Regions from separate parts of the Homo sapiens genome. Here region 1 is linked to region 2. A link is a contact called in ENCODE Hi-C or POLR2A ChIA-PET data. All regions are on one chromosome and are shown on one strand. The core of a region is the stretch at or near the end of the contact, and the rest is flanking DNA. Distances in the headings are between cores, read along the strand shown. Region 1 has its middle 32 kb from the start of GIHCG. Region 2 has its middle 19 kb from the start of CTDSP2.

Region 1 (5,781 bases), core at 2,729-5,228, 40 kb after region 2:
TCAAAAAAAGAAAAAAAAAAAAGGAAAAAAAAAAAAAGTCTTTCCAAAGTGGTTATTGTAATTTACACTCTTATCCACAGTCAGTTACTCCACCTCCTCACCATCACTTGCTGTTGTCAAACTTTTAATTTTTGTGGAATTGATTGGTGTGAAATGCTTTCTTGTTGTGGTTTACATTTCTCTGATTACTAGTGAGGTTAGGCATCTTTTCACATATTTTATTTTTTTGCTATACGTATCTCTTCTTATGATAATTACCTTTGCCCATTTTCTTCTTTTGGAGTGCTTGTCCTTTCCATATTGATTATAGAATTCCATTAAATATTATGCTTACTAGTCTGTTATCAGTTAAATGTTTTGCAAATATCTTTCCCATCTGTTGATTCTTTTCACTTTTTTTTTTCTTGAGACGGGGTCTCAGTCTGCTGCCCAGGCTGTAGCACAATGGTGCGATCACAGCTCAGTGCAGCCTCGAACTCTTGGGCTCAGGTGATCCTCCTGCCTTGAGCTGGGAATACAGGCATACACCACCATGCTTGGCTATCTTTTCACTTTTAAAACGAGTGGACTTTTGATGAACAGAAGTTGATGTAATATAGTTGAGTTTTGTATTTAAATTTTTTATATTGTTAATTGCTCAGCTTGTACTTCTGTCAATAGTGTATAAGAGTGCCTGGTTTTCCACACTGCTGCCAACACTGGGCCTGAATGATTTTAATTTTTGTTAATCTGATAGGTGAAAATGGTGTCTCACTGTTTTGATCTGTCTTAATTATGGGTAAGCTTGAGCATATTTTCACAGGCTACTGGCCTTTTACATTTCTTTTTCTGTTTTCTTCATTTTTCTATTGAGTAGTTTGCTTTTTCCTAATTGATTTGTGAAGGCTTTCTGAATAGTAAAGAAATATACCCTGTTTCTGCTGTGTGTGTGGCTACATGCTGCATGTGTATCTCCTCACTGCAAGCCATTGATGATGGAACTAGAAAAACCTGAGCCTCTGTACCACATTTGCCCTCTTTAGCCCTTGAACACTAGCTGTGTTGCACAAGAATGTAAAAAGCTGCAATTGGAGGCTTTGTGGAAGTGGCAGGAGGAGCAATGTAGTTCTGTGTAAGTAGGAGCAATAGGGTAGGGAGTGTGTACACTGTGGAAGCCCATCTTCTATTAAAGGGTAAAACAAACAGAGACGGGAGAGAAAGTTTGAGTTGGAGCAATAGGAATGTGGCCTGCATTCTCATTTCTTAAGTGAAACGTTACTAATGCCCTGGTGAGGAATTCTGAAGTGCCTTGTGTAGCTTGGCTGCCCTTGGCTGGTGGTGAGAGTGGTGGAATGGAATAGTTCTGAGGGTCTGGCCTGTACCAGGCATGCAGCCCTGATGGAGGCTCAAGAAAGCTGACTTGCTCCAGGTCACAGGGCTGTCAGTGGCCAAGCTTGGATTCAACTCTGGGACTAGCTCGCTCTTCAGCCCTGTTGTCTGCAGCATACTAATGGTTCTACCATGATTAGTCTCAATTAGGGGAAGGCTTGGCTTTTATAAGGAGATTTGTCAGGAAAGCCTCATAACAAAAGAGTCAAATTAGAACATATTTTAAATAGATTGCCATCTCAACAGTGAAATTTCATATTTCTATGTTTTAATGTCAATAATTGGCTTAAATAGTCCCTCTTGGAGAACACAGGTAAATTAACAGTAATTATAATTGGGCTCTATTGAAAAAGAGCAATAGACTTAATAGTCCTGTTCATGCCTGAAAGAATGTTCAATGGAGAAACCAGCCAAGATTCCATTTTTCCCTGTCTTGCATTCAGTACAATTTGGATGACATTAAGCTTTCTCTTCACTCATTTACTCATCCAACAACTGCTTACCACATTCACATTCTGTGCCATTTTGTTAAGAGCTGAAAGAGTGGTGAACAGACCTAGGGCCTGCCCTCACAGAGCCTACAGTCTAGTGAGAGGGATAATCAATAAACAAGTAAACAAACAAAAAACAGCTGTTGTAAGTGCTGTGAGGGACATACACACGTGCTGCGACAGAGAATAATATGGGATTGACTTTAGTGGGCAGGTCAGGGAAGGTCACACACATTCTGTGGGTGATTGGGTACTAACATTTATTTTGGAGTTAAAAATACCTCCTACAGGTCTTTTGCTGCAGTGATGCCAGCGGGAGCATCAGGAGCTTGGGCTCAGAGCAGGACGCCTCGGATTGTTTTAAGAAAATGGCAGACGAACTGGGCATGGAGGAAATCGCTAGCTTTCATAAGGCCAAGCTAAGGAAAATGGGGATGCAGAACACCCTGCCAACCAACCCAAGAGACTGCTGAGCAGGAGAAGCGGTGTGAGACTTCCTAAGAGCCTGGAGGATTCCCGACCCCATCATCTTCCAGACTCCAGCTGCCATGTGGAAGAAGCTGATTATAGCAGGGTTTTTTTTTTTTTGCCATGCCATGAGGTGTGTTTTATTTTCAATAATCATACAATAATTTTCTATAATGGAAAATCATACAAATAATTTTCTATAATGAAAATAATACAAATAATTTTCTGTAATGAAAATTAATACAAATAATTTTGTATTAATCATACAAATAATTTTCATTAAAGAACATTATTTGCACGATTACTGAAAATAAAAAACACCTCATGACATGGCCAAAAAAACCCCCAAAAATCTTCCTATAATCAGCTTTGATATAAACAGTTTTCTTTTAACTGAGGAGAAAGCACCAGTATACAAAGAAGAAAAGCAGGGTGTGCACTTTTTTTCTTCTGGGGTCTACAAAATAAAAATAGCCATGAGGCTCCCTGGATAGTTTTTCTTGCTGATTGCAAACACCAGATACCCCGAGTGCAGTCTTTTCATGCAATCTGGATGTGCATCCTGGTTTTTCACGGAAATTTCTTCCTTGGGGTAAAAGATGACCACCCATATTTAATGGGAGGGCCCAAAAGCATTTAAGGGGAATATAAATTCCAGAGGTCTATCCAGAACTAACATGAAAAGCTCCTCTCTTGAATTTGCTGCCCATCAAGGCAAAGCATCTTCCTTGAAGCAGGTTTGAAGGATTTGCTTCCTCATCTCGCCTCCTCTTTTCGCACCTGCCAGTCCACAAGGGCTTGGGTGACAGCACCTGGCCTACACACTTTTCTAGGCACAGCAAAACTGTCCCCTACACGGATTTTCTTTAGTTCACAAACACATCTCCTCTCATTTTGGTTGTTTGAGCCACGGTGAGAATGCTGGGCTTTCAGGAATATAATTTGATGATGAAGGGATTCACCCTCTCTGCCCAGGACTTTTTTTTTTTTTTTTTTTTTTAAGATGAAGTCTTGCTTTGTCGCCCAGGCTGGAGTGCAGTGGCACCATCTTGGCTCACTGCAAACTCCGCCTCCCCGGTTCAAGCGATTCTCCTGCCTCAGCCTCCTGAGTAGCTGGGATTACAGGCGCCCACCACCACGCCCAGCTAATTTGTTTTGTATTTTTAGTAGAGATGGGGTTTCACCATGTTGACCAGGCTGGTTTGGAACTCCTGACCTCAAGTGATCCACCCGCCTTGGCCTTCCAAAGTGTTGAGATTACAGGCGTGAGCCACCGCGCCCGGCCTGTCCAGGACTTTTTGAAGGGGTTTTGTTTGTTTTGCTTTTAGGTATGTCTATTTGTTATTTTCTTAATAAAAACACCACTAGCGGCCAGGTGCGGTGGCTAACGCCTGCACTCCAGCCTGGGTGACAGAGACCCTGTCACGAAAAAAAAAAAAAATCTAAAGAAAGCCTCTCTTTCTAGCCAATGTTTAAAAGCTCTCAGTGTTGCTCCTCTCTCTTCCTACATTTCCTCTTCCTAAGCAAAGTAACATAAAAACTCTAGACAATTGGCAGGTATTTGTGTGTTCACCTGTGGGAGAGAGTTCACTTTTCAGGGAGCGGGAATAAAGGAAAACGATTGTCGAGTGCACGTGATTTAAATTAAGTCCTGGCCTCCATCAAAGTGGTGTTGGGAACCATCTGGTGGCCAGAAAGGTTTTAACACAGGCCAGGGCTCCCTGCTGTCCTCTCGTGGCAAGAGGTGGTATGACGCCCTAGGTAGGAATCCTTGCCCTGCGTTGTTCAGGATTACAGAAAAGATACAGATCAGGAAGGAAGGCAGTTAAAGTCAACGTTTACTTAATGCCCTAAAGCAGATGGGGCTCCGGGAGGAGCCAGGACAGCACCGACGCTGGCATGGTATCTGCAGTTACTGCCTGCTGCCCACAGGAGATTGACAAAAACCCCAAATATGACAATCCCAATTCATAATTTTGGGTGGAGCGGGGTGGAGTTTTATGACATATTCTCAATTAAAAATATCTTTATCCTGTTTTTGAATCATAGAATTTTAGAGCTGGAAAGGATCTTAGAAATGAGTCAATAAAATTTTATTGAGTTTTTACTATGTGCCTCTGTACTACGTGCTGTTAGGGACTTAAGGATGAATTAGATATGAATAAGCCCTGTCCTCAAAGAGTTAAAGGTGTAGCAGAAAAGTCATACAATAAAGCGAGTAAATGCCATGTAATGTGGTAGGTGCAATAACATTGGGAGAGCATGCGATACTGTGAGGACAGATGTCAGAATGGCCCCCTCTACCTGAGGTAAGTGAAGGCTTAAAAGAGAGGAGCTAGCACCTGACTTGTGTCTCAGAGAATGAGGAGTTTTCCAGGTAGGTGGGTAAGGGTGGGGATCAGAGAGGGAGGCCCAGGCAGTTGAGAAGCACACGCAGGCAGGTGGGACATTGCATTCGGCTGTAGCATATGGTATGAGGTAGGTAGCAGATGCTGCATAAATCCTTGCCGAATGAATGCATCTATGAATGATGATGGTGGGAATGGTGAGAGAGGAGGATGAAGAGGTTATGGGGGGTGGGGTGCAGGTCATAACACTAAGGAATTTGAACGTCATGCTAGAAGAGGTGAGGGAGGGTGTGGGTGGAGGGCCTTTGAAGGATTTAAGCAGAGGAGTGACATGATCATATTTATATTTTAAAAACAATTTTGGCAGCAGCGAGAAGGAGGCCGATAACTAATTAGTAGGCTACTGAAATAACCCAGTGAGTGATGATGAAATCCTAAGGCGGAGAAATGGGAACATTGAGGAAAGCATGGATTTGAGTACTGTTGGGAATACAGAATCGGTAGAGGCAATGAAAGAGAGAGAAGGGTCTAGGATGGCTGCCACCCAGAGTTTTGGCATGGGGTCTGCGTGGAGCAGATTTTGACAGGAAGGTAAAGAACATAGTGGTGGTGTTTGTGGCACCTCCAGGTCGATGTCTAGAGGGTATCTGAATACATGGGTCTGGGTTTAGGATCACAAAACTGAATGAAGGAAACCTGGAGAGTGTGTGGAGTGTGTGACCAGTGGGGAAAGTGGAGGATGAACTCTGGTGACCAAAGGATGGGTGGGGAGGGGCAGAAGAGGAGCTAGGAGAGGAGGAGAACCGAAGGGGAAACTGGCCTGGGGAGGTGTCCTTAAAGGGTCAGCCAACACTGGGCGAGAGTCCACCTAACAGGATCAGAAGCCTTGGCCAGATGGAATTGCTCTTGTGTTTTCTGCACCATGTGTTTGCTTATTTATTTGTTCAATGCTTGTCTTCATATTTAGTAAAAGGTTTTTCTTGTAACAGCACCCCTCTCTGCCCCAGGTTTCTGTTCCGTAGATGGAGGCTGGTCACAGTTAGAGTTGGAGTGGGCTCCCTGCCTCCGGGCCTCTCCCTTGCAACCCCTCTCCCACTGTGATCTCA
Region 2 (6,094 bases), core at 1,264-3,763:
ATTTACTGAACATTCATGTAATGCACCTGCCGCAGGTTACATAGCCTGTGGGTACAGGGATGGGCCAGCCACATGAAGAAACTTAGGAGGACTCCAGAAGACATCTCAGGGCAACTGTGGGCTCTGTCCTGACTACAGCAATGGAAGTCCAATGTCCATTCAGAAAAGGGAAAGAAATGGCAGCAAAGTTTGCCTTGGAGGCTCCTGCAGGCCAGGAATGACAGAGCAGCTGGAGAGATATATTTTCCCAGGGCTGGCATGGATATCACCTCCCCTGTGGCAGGACAGGTTGGGAACCCTGGTGTTGCTGACTTTCTGGAAGCTGGAGAGGTTTGAGTGGAATATTTGGAGTGCATTATATACCATAGGTGGCTTGTGCTGGCCACCTATGGTCTATAATTTGGTTGGATGTCCTTGATTTTCTACTGATAAATAGATCTGCTACTTGATTTTCTACTGTGGGTTTGAGGGAGGATACTTGGGGCCAGCAGATGAGTCACACCTCTGATCCTTACATGCCCAGCTGCCTCTGTCTCCCCTTGCCCATGCAGTCTGGAATTCCAATCTGCTCCCCTGTTTAACATCTCATCCAGTCAATAAGCGCCTCTGAAGTCTTTACTTTGTGAGTAGCATCTTTGACATGTTTGTGTCGGGTGGATACCATGACAGAAAGACAAGACTTGGCCTCAAGGAGTTTGCTGGTCAAATTCGAGAACACTGCATCTGAAACAATTTATCAGTAGAAAATCAAGGACATTCAACAGAGGTATAGACCATGGGTGGCCATCACAAGCCACCTATGGTACACAGTGCACTGGTTTATATACCATCTACTGCATTAGTCCCAGCCTCCCAAACTGGCACCAACAGTCCTCTTCTCCTTGCCCACTACTCCCTTCTTCCCTCCAAGATCCCTTTGGAGGTGATCCATCAAGTTGGAGCCTGACACATAATTTCTGCTCATCGTGTGTGGCCTTCCTCCAGTTTCCTGGGGATGTGAAGGAGGAGGGAGGGACCTGTCAGCTGGATGGAGACTTCTTTGCCCAAAGTTGATAGTACCACAGTGGGGCTCTTCACAGGCAGCCATTTTGAGACCTGTCCAGCACAAGGTTCTAGTTTTGGGGGTCCTGTCACTTAAATAAGAAAATATTGAGTGCTTGCCTTGTGCCAGTGTCTGTTTGAAGAGGCAGACCACTGTCACTTTTCTTGTATTATCTAATTCAGTCCACACAACAATTGCCTTTGGTGGGAATTTTAATTATTCCATTTTACAGTTGGAGAAACTAAGGTACAGAAAGATAAAGTCACTTATCCTTATCAAACAACTAGTAAGTAGTGGAGCCACGATTTGAACCCAAGCAGACTGCCTGCAGCATCCCTGGTCGGCACCCCTGTGCACACTGCCAAATTGTCTTATTCTAGGAATTTCCCTTCCCTGCGCCATGACATATTAAAAACTCAGCTAGAGGTCATTTTGAGCAAGGAACCCTTCTCCACCCTGCCTTTCCATGAGAGGGAGTTGGGATCCCAGAGAAGAGGAATTCCAGAAGAGGCACTGCCACTTTGGCTATTTTTCCTGCATGTTCCCCAGGCAGGGAGCGCCAGCTTTTGATTTGCCAGGTGTCTCTCTGTTCTTCTAATTAACACCAGATCCAGCCTTTAGCCAGAGCCCTGCCTATAGCTGGAATCCACCACCATGCGGCTCAGGGGCCAGTTCGCTGTGACTGCCACAGAGGACAAAGCAAGTGCTAACTCGGGGTGGAGTCTTCTGTAATGATGCTCCCTTTGCCTCATCCATAAAAAGCTCCACTCAGATCTACCTCGTTTGTGGTGGAGGCCAGGGTGGCAGAGTGTGCAGGAGAAGGCAGAATCAGGCTGAAACAGCTCCTCTTTGCCTCCCTGGATTCTTTTCCAAAATGCTGTCAGCACTGCCAGTTGGAAAATATTTTTCTCCCTCCCTTTGTCTTCTTTCTTATTAAGAAAAAAAAAAAAGCCATCTGGTGTCAAATTCACTCCTGGCACATCATAAAGGGTAGCACTAAAAATGTCCCCGAAAAACTAAAAGCAAAACCACAGTAGTACACATGGGATTTAATCTCAGCATCCTAGAATTTCAGAGTTGATAGGGCCCTCTGAGATCAAACCCTTCCTGTAGACGGGAGGAAACTGAGGCCGGGAGGGATTATGTTATTCTTTCAAAAATGTTTACTGAGCGCCTACTATGTTCAAGACACTCTTCAGGCGCCGCAGATGAATCACGAACACAACAGTGAGGCAGAAATCCCCGCCTCCTTGGAGCTTTCCGTGGGAGGTTCTTGCCTCGGCCCTCGGGCCTGCGTCTGCCGCCGTTTTTAAACGGCCCCGAAGTTGGGAGCTCTGGCTGGGCCACCTCCGGGCTGGGGGCCCGGCCTGGGGCCGCCCCTCTTTTCCCGCCCGGAGCCGCAGTGTCCAGAGGGGCGAAGTTTGCGGCCACCGCCGGCCGTGCAGTCTCCCGCGCTTCCCCCGCCGGAGCGCCGGCCCCGCATTCCTCCGGGTTGAGCAACAGCTTTTCCTCCGAGGGCGGCTGGCCGGGCAAGGCGGGGCCGCCAGCGCTGGGGCCCTCGCGGGGCGCGGCCCGAGTGTCCGGGGCCTCTGGCAGCGCCCCGGGTTTAAGTGGAGCGCGGCCGCCAGACCCTCCCCGGGGAGCCGAGCTCGGAGAGGGGGGCCGCAGAGCCCAGGCCCCAGCCTGCCCTTCCTGCAGCGCCGGCGGGATTGCCGAAAGACCAAGCGGGTGCCAGGCCTCACCCGACCTTGATGTTGGCGTTAGTCCGGGTTGACCGCCCACTCTGACGCTCTATACAGAGAGCTCCTTTGCTTCCATTTTTACTCCAATCCTGGAAATTCTTTGTCGATGAAAAGGGGACAGTTTATAGTGAACTCCAAAAGAGGGGTCCTAACCTAACCCAGCTCTTTGAATTTAAACACTTACAATAATCATATGTGTGTGTGTGTATGTGTGTGTATATATATATGTACACATACATCTGTGTACACAGACGTATGTGTATACATACATATATATGTATGCATACATGTATGTATGCATACATGTATGTATGCATAGATGTATGTGTATATATGTATGTATACATATATACACTCACACACACATATATACATACATATTTGAGACAGAGTCTTGTTCTGTCCCCCAGCCTGGAGTGCAGTGGCATGATCTCGGCTCACTGCAACCTCCGACTCCCGGGTTCAAGCAATTCTCCCACCTTAGTCTTTGAGTAGATGGGACTACAGGTGCGTGCCATGCCAGGCTAATTTTTTTATTTTTAGTAGAAACAGGGTTTCACCATGCTGGCCAGGCTGGTATTGAACTCCTGGACTCAAGTGATCTGCCTGCCTCGGCCTCCCAAAGTGCTGGGATTACAGGCATGCACCACCATGCCCCACCCTTCATATTTTTCTTTTCCTGCCTCTTAAATCTTGAGCTTAGGTCTTGAATTTTTTTAGCTTTATTTTATTTTAGTATACTTTTTATTTTGGAAAATTGTTAGATGTACATAAAAGTTGCAACAATAGTGTAGAGAATTCCCATGTACTCTTCACCCCGCTTCCCCCAAAATTAGTATCTTACCTAACCATGGTACGTTTGTCAAAATGAAGAATTAACATTGGAACAATGCTATTAACCAAACTACAGACTTTATTTGGATTTCACATGTTTCCACTCCTGTCCTTTTTGTGTTTCAGGATTCAGTCTGGGCCATCATCTTGCATTTAGGGGTTTGAAGCCTTTTAGTATGTAATCCAGATTTCATTGTGTAGAGTCTCTCCCCTTGGCAATGAGGCAGGAGGCAGAGTCCCTGGCACTGGATTGACCTCCCTGTCCTTGTCCTGATGGCCCAGGAAACACCTCGAGCCCTGGATATCCTGAGAATGCTCTTAAGGGATTCCTGCTGGGTCTGCCTGCTGGCTCTGGTAGCACCTGGTATAAATCTGGATCCCAAGGCCTGCACCTGGTCCTACTGGATGGAGACAAGGAAGTCCATGGGGTTCTTTAGAGAACACTCAGAGCTAAGGAGGTAAGCAGGTGCATGACCTCCCTGTCTTTTTTTTTACTTTTTATTTTTAAATTGAGATAGGGTCTTACCCTGTCACCCAGGCTGGAGTACAGTGGTGTAATCATGGCTCACTGCGGCCTCAACCTCCTGAGCTCAAGTGATCCTCCCACCTCAGCTTCCTGAGAAGCTAGGACTATAGGCATGTGCCACCATGCCTAGCTAATTTTCTTTCTTTTTTTTTGTTTGTTTGGAAGAGACAGGGTCTCCCTATTTTGCCCAGGCTAGTCTTGAACTCCTGGGCTCAAGTGATCCTCCTATCTTGGCCTCTCAAAGTGCTGGAATTATAGGTGTGAGCCACTGTGCGTGGCCGACTCCTACTGTCTTTAGGCATTTTGAGACCTGCTATAATTTTGGAAGTGACTAGAGTTTTACCTGAAGGCACTCCCTTCTGTTTGGTTGTGGGAGGGATCCAGATACCTGGAAACACCTGTATGGCCAACTCAAGTAGCTGGGAAGAAGCCTATGGTAGATTTCTAGTAACTACTCCTGCAGAAACCCCGATTCTTAGCTGAACACTGTCAGGAACTGTAAAGGGTCTGAGATTTTATCCTACTTACAAGCTAACAAATTAGCCCACCAGTGTCATAGCTTGTGATAGAAGCCCAGACTCCTAGGTCAGAGATGAAGGACAGTTTATTATTCACAGCAACAGCAGTAGCAAGAGTATCAGCTCTAATTCCCACAGGATTTTGCAGAAAGGGCCTGGTGATGCCTGCACACACAGTGGATTGCATTTCAAGACAGGAACCCTGAACTTAGGGAACCCAGATTTTTTAGAATGGTCCATGTATATATATACTTTTTTTTTTTTTTGAGACGGAGTCTCGTTTTGTCGCCCAGGCTGGAGTGCAGTGGCGCGATCTCGGCTCACTGCAAACTCCGCCTCCCGGGTTCACGCCATTCTCCTGCCTCAGCCTCCCGAGTAGCTGGGACTACAGGCGCCTGCCACCACGCCCGGCTATTTTTTTGTCTTTTTAGTAGAGACAGGGTTTCACCGTGTTATCCAGGATGGTCTCGATCTCCTGACCTCGTGATCCGCCGGCCTCGGCCTCCCAAAGTGCTGGGATTACAGGCGTGAGCCTCCGTGCCCGGCCCGTCCACGTATATTTTATAAGGGGCAGCATGCCTGCCCCTTTGGGAGGGAGACATTGTAGATCTTCCAAGGCTGTACACTATATCCTGAAAATGATAATCTGGAACAAAGGACAGTCAATGCCTCACTTGCAAGATGTGTAGAAATGGAATAGAATCATGGAGCATTGTCTCCCAACAAACAAACGGCCATATAAGACAAGCATACATTTCCCAACCTCTCCTGCAGCTAAGTGTAGCCATGTAACTAAATTGTTATCTATTGCGTGTGTGGCAGCTTCTGGGAAATTTCAATGACTAGCATGCACCCTGGGAGGCTTCTTCCCATCTTCTTTTCCTAATGGCTGGAATGTGGACATGATGTTGGAGCTTGAGCAGTCACGTGGGACCAGGACTAGCATGCTGAGGACTGAGGATGGCAGGGCAGTGAGGGGAAAGGGGCCTAGGTCTCTGATGGTGGTGGAGCTCACAAACTAGGTCTGTACTAGTTATCTTTGGATTTGTTTACATGAGAGAAAAAGACACTCCCATCTAGTTTTAACTTTTTGTTTTTGTTTTTTGGTATATGCGCCTGAACGTAATTCTCACTGATGCAGGGTTAGAGCAGAGAAGGACCAATGGAGGGTTAAGCCCGTCAGCAGAGAGAAGGGGTCAGGGGCCCTGCTCCCCTTTCCCTCCATCTCAGCTTCAGCAATGACAGGCGAGGGGAGCGGGGAGTCATCTCTGGCTCGTTCACCACCCACTGGCGATGCCCCATTCACAAGGGGGCCCGGCTGGCCACGCGACCCAGCAGCATCCATTTGAAGGCAGCAAGCAACAAGCTGGCTCCATTCACAAACCCTGTCCTCCTTTGAAAACCAATCACCGTGCGAAGCGTGACTGGGTGG

Evidence for each region. Hi-C counts contacts between places; a loop is a spot of excess contacts on that map. ChIA-PET counts read pairs that join two places held with the same protein, here RNA polymerase II (POLR2A). Pooled maps may share reads with other maps.
Region 1: a loop to region 2 is called in a map of PC-3, with 4 times the contacts of the local background. The contact joins two enhancer-like sites. A Hi-C loop is called at or near these places in 15 of 168 maps with a recorded cell type or tissue (B cell, CD4-positive, alpha-beta memory T cell, CD8-positive, alpha-beta T cell and 12 more), 8 of 37 single-sample maps with no recorded cell type and 34 of 50 pooled maps. POLR2A ChIA-PET finds 5 or more read pairs at or near these places in 36 of 52 experiments (A549, A673, AG04449 and 28 more).

What each region holds. Positions count from the first base shown.
Region 1 is chr12:57,901,478-57,907,258 of GRCh38, forward strand. No RefSeq gene overlaps it. Among named protein-coding and RNA genes, the nearest start is that of GIHCG, 32 kb to the right of the region's middle. RefSeq lists an enhancer at 3,889-4,183. Within about 2 kb of position 3,979, at least 3 of the 41 ENCODE cell types and tissues checked have a DNase peak (open chromatin) inside an H3K27ac peak, as active enhancers do; they include thyroid gland, where a contact is called at or near this core.
Region 2 is chr12:57,862,883-57,868,976 of GRCh38, forward strand. No RefSeq gene overlaps it. Among named protein-coding and RNA genes, the nearest start is that of CTDSP2, 19 kb to the left of the region's middle. RefSeq lists a silencer at 2,334-2,693. Within about 2 kb of position 2,514, at least 34 of the 41 ENCODE cell types and tissues checked have a DNase peak (open chromatin) inside an H3K27ac peak, as active enhancers do; they include thyroid gland, where a contact is called at or near this core.